Regions from separate parts of the Homo sapiens genome. Here region 1 is linked to region 2. A link is a loop called in an ENCODE intact Hi-C map of the cell type or tissue named here. Cell type or tissue: HepG2. All regions are shown on one strand. Each heading gives the region's core, and the rest is flanking DNA. Links, peaks and the distances in the headings are about the cores only. Region 1 has its middle 15 kb from the start of CHST5. Region 2 has its middle 28 kb from the start of GABARAPL2.

Region 1 (2,915 bases), core at 239-2,738, 73 kb after region 2:
ATAAAGTAGGTTAAAAAACAGATGACAAGCTAGCAGAAACCATTTGCCATAAAAATAAGAGCAAAACCAAGAGGAAGCGGAAAGTCAACAGAAAAATGAGCAAAGCCCTTTAACAAAGAAAAAAGAAGGCCAGGCCGGGCGCAGTGGCTCACGCCTGTAATCCCAGCACTTTGGGAGGCTGAGGTGGGTGGATCACCTGAGGTCAGGAGTTTGAGACCAGCCTGGCCAACATGGCAAAAACCCGTCTCTACTAAAAATACAAAAATTAGCCGGGTGTAGTGGCACACGCCTGTAGCCCCAGCTACTTCAGAAGCTGAGGCAGGAGAATTGCTTGAACCCGGGAGGCAGAGGTTGCAATGAGCCGATATTGCTCCACTGCACTCCAGCCTGGGTGATAGAGCAAGACTCCGTCTCAAAAAATAATAATAATAATAATGATAATAAAAAGGAGAAAAAGGAAGGCTGTTGATTAATAAGCATGAAAAGATGCTTAGCTGCCCAGGGAATTAAAGAAACGTAGGTTAAAACAACATCAAGTAACATTTTTAACCCATCAGCTATGCAAAAGTGAAAATGATAGATTTAGCCATGTATAGGTGGTGGTAGCACCCACCACCACGCCTGGCTAATTTTTATATTTTTAGTAGAGACAGGGTTTCACCACGTTGGTCAGGCTGGTCTCAAACTCCTAACCTCAGGTGATCCACCCGCCTTGGCCTCCCAAAGTGCTGGGATTACAGGCATGAAGCACTGCGCCCGGCCTTTTTAATTTTTTTTGGACAGTCTTGCTCTGTTGCCCAGGCTGGAGTGCAACGGCACAATTTCGGCTCACTGCAACCTCCACCTCCCTGGTTCAAACGATTCTCCTGACTCAGCCTCCCAAGCAGCTGGGATTACAGGCACCCACCACCATGTCCAGGTAATTTTTATGTTTTTATTTTATTTATTTATTTTTAATTTTATTTTTTGAGACAGAGTTTCGCTCTTGTTGCCTAGGCTGGAGTGCAATGGTACGATCTTGGCTCATACAACCTCTGCCTCCCAGGTTCAAGCGATTTTACTGCCTCAGCCTCTTGAGTAGCTGGGATTACAGACATTCGCCACCATGCCCAGCTAATTTTGTATTTTTAGTAGAGAAGGGGTTTCTCCACGTTGGTTAGGTTGGTCTTGAAGTCCCAACCTCAGGTGATCCGCCCGCCTCAGCCTCCCAAAGTGCTGGGATTACAGGTGTGAGCCACTGTGCCCAGCTCCAGGGCTGGTTATCTTTGTATTTTCAGGTAGCCAGTTCTCCCCACGCCCTCTACTGAAAGATCTCATGCATCACATTTTCTCCCTTTGGGGTAAGACCAGAGAACCTGGCCTGTCCTGCAAGTCTTGTGTTATTCTGATCCCAGTCTTCATGAACTCCACTCATTCATTCAACACACATTATGGGTTGAGCACCAACCAGGCATCGGGCTTTTGGAGGAGCTGGAGATAGAGCAGGACCAAGATAGACAAAAAGCAAAAACCCCTGCCCTGTAGGAACTTGCATTCTGATGGTGGGACACAGCCAGTGAATGAGAAGTTTGATAAATGGCTAAATTATTTAGCATATTAGAAAGTGCCAAAGATTAAAGTGGAGAGGGATCAGGGGATTAGGAATGTATGTGTGTTTAGGGGTGTGAGTTGTTAATTTTTTTTTTTAAGACAGAGTTTCACTCTGTCACCCAGGCTGGAGTGTAGTGGCACGATCTTGGCTCACTGCGATGTCTGCCTCCCGGGTTCAAGGGATGCTCCTGCCTCAGCCCCGCTGAGTAGCTGGAAATACAGGCGTTCGCCACCATGTCTGGCTAATTTTTATATTTTTAGTAGAGATGGGGTTTCACCATGTTGGCCAGGGTGGTCTCGAACTCCTGACTTCAGGCAATCCGCCTGCCTCAGCCTCCCAGAGTTCTGGGATTACAGGCGTGAGCCATTGTGCCTGGCTTTTTTTTTTTTTTTTTTTTTTTTTGAGACTGAGTCTGGCTCTATTGCCCAGACTGGAGTGCAGTGGCGCGATTTCGGCTGACTGCAAACTCTGCCTCCCAGGCTCAAGTGATTCTCCTGCCTCAGCCTCCTGAGTGGCTGGGATTACAGGTGCCTGCCACCACCTGGCTAATTTTTTTGTATTTCAAGACCAGGCTGGTCTCAAACTCCTAACCTCAAGTGATCCACCTGCCTTGGCCTCCCAAAGTACTGGGATTACAGGAGTGAGCCACCATGCCTGGCCTTTTTTTTGTTTTTTGTTTTTTTTTGAGACAGTGTCTCACTTTTTCACCCAGGCTGAAGTGCAGTGGAGTGCAATGGCACGATCTCAGGTCACTGCAACCTCCACCTCCCGGGTTCAAGTAATTCTCCTGCCTCAGTCTCCCGAGTAGCTGGGATTACAGGTGCATGCCACCAGGCTCAGCTAATTTTTTTGTATATTTAGTAGAGACAGGGTTTCACCATGTTGGCCATGGCTGGTCTCGAACTCCTGACCTCAAATGATCCACCCGCCTCAGCCTCCCAAAGTGCTGGGATTACAGGCATGAGCCACTACGCCCAGCAGTTTCTTCCACTTCTAATAGACTCTGCTAGTCTAGGAAATGTACCAAAAAGACAGCATGGTTAAAGGTCAGTATTTCATGACCTTTTTTATACTTCCTATTTTTATTTTATTTAGGTTTCTTGGTTGATACAAAACGTCAATTGTAGTGGTAGGGAACCTGCATAAGGAAGCTTCCTAAACAGAGGCTTCAAGAGAGAACACTAATAGGCCGGGCATGTTGGCTCATGCCTGTAATCCCAGCACTTCGGAAGCCCAAGGCGGGTGGATCACCTGAGGCCAGGAGTTCAAAGCTGGCCTGGCCAACATGGTGAAACCCCCCTCTACTAAAAATACAAAAATTAGC
Region 2 (2,887 bases), core at 14-2,513:
CCTGTTTTCTCAAGAGCTAAAAGTAGGTGCTTAAACCATCCTACATTTTATTTTAATCTCTAAAAACCCAGGTTTAAAATCTCATCTGTGCCTTACAATCACATCTCTGCAATCTTGGCAGGCTCTCAGATTTCATATATTTATAAAATGTGTTTTTACTGTTTTTTATTTTTAACGGCAAGTGAAAGGATTTTTATTTTACTAATGTTTCTTAACCTATATTTGGCTGATAACTGCTTCTAATTTTTAAATACATTTTCTTTTTTGAACTTGTTATGGAAATTTTTAGTCACAAATATAGACTAGCACAGTGGACTCCCTGAACCACCACTCAAACTTAGCAAACGTCAGCTTTATTGCTGCTCTTGTTTGATCTATTGCCTCGTCCCCGCCAATATTTTTTTCTTTGACCATTTAAAGCAAATCCTAACCATCGTATTTCACCCAACAGAATTAATATCCTTAATATCTAATATGTAGTCTGCTCAGTTTTCCCATGTTGTCTCAAAAATGTATTTTGACTGTTTATTTGTTCAAATTAAGATCTAAATAAGAGCCACACTGTGCATTTGATTGATGGGGTCTTTTGTCTCTTTAAATCTGTAACAGTTACCCTTTTTTCTGTGTTGAAAGGTGGGTTTTTTGTCCTGTAGAATTTCCCACATTTTGTATTTCACTGCTCATTTCCTCCCAGTGTTGTTTAAAGGTTCCTGTCTCCCCAGTATTTCCTAAAAATGTGCAGTTACACAAAGAGCCTTGATTAGATTCAGGTGCGGTTGATCTGACATAAGTACTTCCTGAGTGACTCTGCATCTTTGTTTTGCATCATATGGAGAGGAACGTGACATCTGGTGGTTCCACACGCTGTGACTGAGCAATGGGGTCTGTGGTGTCAGTCTGGTCTTTTCCATTATAAAGTACCCCACTAACCTTCCACCTGATGGTTCTAGCAGCCGTGTCAGGGGTCCCTGAGACCACCCTCATGCTTGATGATTCACAAGATAGATTCACAGAACTCTGAAAAGCTGCTATACACATCATTCCTGTTTATTTTAGTGAAAGGATACAGATTAAAATCAGCAAACGGAGAAGGTGCGTGAGCGAAGTCCAGCAGAAAACAAGCACAAGCTTCCAGTTGTACCCTCAATATGAACCGTGCGTGTTTGATTCTTTGACATGGGAGGGGCCTTGCTCACTCGGTGGAGAGATTGTTCCTCCCAAGGCTAGCCAATTCCTGGAGAGAGTAAATGACTCACCTATGACTGCTCCTTTCATATGTAAACCAACCAATCTGGAGCCCATACCCCAATCTCTCCTTTACAGGACGTCTCATACTCTGAGCCAATATCCCATACTCTGGGATATCCACCTGCCCTAATCACCGCAGGGCCAGGTACCAGAAAGCTAGGGACAGCCCCTAGGCCCCACAGCCTGCTGAAATTATTCGAACTCGCCAGTCTGTTTACTCGGCCTTGCCCCTTCCTTCCCATGGAGATCACAAGGCTCTTACTCCACTTGATCCCATCGTTCCCTCTACCTCCTCACTGACCCTGGGCTTCCAGTGTGGCTCCCTGTGGCGTGCCATGCCCCTTTTGGAATCTGTAAGTACAACAAGCTTTCTTGTCAATGGCAGTCACCTGATCTATTGCCCTCACCATACTTGAATAATAATAAAACCTATATTTTATATTTTTTTATCTTACTTTTTTGGAGACGGGTGTCTTGCTGTGTTGCCCAGGCTAGTCTCGAATGCTTGAGCTCAAATGATCTTCCCACCTTGGCCTTCCATAGTGCTGGGATTACAGGCATGAGCCACCACGTCGGGCCACCTAAAACCTATATTTTAAAACACTCCCCCAGTGGTGTCGCACAGACAGCACTTAATCCTCCCAGCAATGATGTATGGCAGTATGTGCCAGTTGTTGCCAATTATAGAAGCTCGCTGAGCCTTGGATGCTGCTAACGTCGCATGATGCACAGGACAACTGCCCTGTCCCCACCCCCACTCCCCACAAATAATTATCTGGCTCAAAATGTCAGTCATGCTGAGGTTAAGAAACCCTGCTTCTAACAATTGTCTTTTAAGTCACTTGAAATAGTTCCTCTCTAGTTATTGCTCCAAATCTGTACATAATTTTACTTTCAGTTTTTAGGGATACCTTTTAAAAAATTATGTAAAATGTTTGTATGATTCCAAAGTTGAAACTAGTTTTGTTTTGTTTTTTATTTTTTTATTTTATTTTATTTATTTATTTATTTTTTGAGACAGAGTCTTGCTCTGTCACCCAGGCTAGAGTGCAGTGGTGCGATCACGACTCACTGCAAGCTCCGTCTCCTGGGTTCACGCCATTCTCCTGCCTCAGCCTCCTGAGTAGCTGGGACTACAGGCGCCCACCACCATGCCCAGCTAATTTTTTGTATTTTTAGTAGAGACGGTGTTTCACCGTGTTAGCCAGGATGGTCTCGATCTCCTGACCTCATGATCCGCCCGCCTCGGCCTCCCAAAGTGCTGGGATTACAGGCGTGAGCCACTGCGCCCGGCCCCCTTGTTTGTTTTTTAAAAAATAGAGACGGGGTCTCACTATGATGGCCAGATTGGTCTTTAATTCCTGGCCTCAAACGATCCTCCCATCTTGGCCTCCCAGAGTGCTAGGATTACAGGCATGAGCTACCACACCTGGCTAGAACTAGTTTTCTTTGAAGAAAGGTACACTCAGAGAGGTCTTTCATCCTTGTCCCCTCCCTGGTTTTTTCTTCACTCTAGCAGTAGTCATAAATCCATATCATATATACAACAATTTGTATTTTTGCCACTGTATCTTTTGGATAGTCTTAGAAGTGGGATTGTTGGGTCAAAGATTAAATAAACATATAATTTTGCTTGATT

The links. Peaks named below come from ENCODE experiments on the same cell type or tissue, not always from the same donor. Only the 100,000 strongest peaks of a DNase experiment are listed, where the experiment ranks them.
Region 1: it touches region 2 in a loop (7-fold over the local background); 5 of 110 quality-filtered maps call a loop at or near these places.

The regions. Positions count from the first base shown.
Region 1 is chr16:75,519,955-75,522,869 of GRCh38, reverse strand. No RefSeq gene overlaps it. Among named protein-coding and RNA genes, the nearest start is that of CHST5, 15 kb to the left of the region's middle. RefSeq lists a silencer at 1,212-1,261. In HepG2, for the core only: a CTCF peak has its summit at 1,304; a DNase peak (open chromatin) is centred at 1,319.
Region 2 is chr16:75,592,597-75,595,483 of GRCh38, reverse strand. No RefSeq gene overlaps it. Among named protein-coding and RNA genes, the nearest start is that of GABARAPL2, 28 kb to the right of the region's middle. RefSeq lists enhancers at 397-1,393, 1,394-2,391. In HepG2, for the core only: no CTCF peak of the experiment used is centred there; DNase peaks (open chromatin) are centred at 813 and 1,173; H3K4me3 peaks cover 348 bases.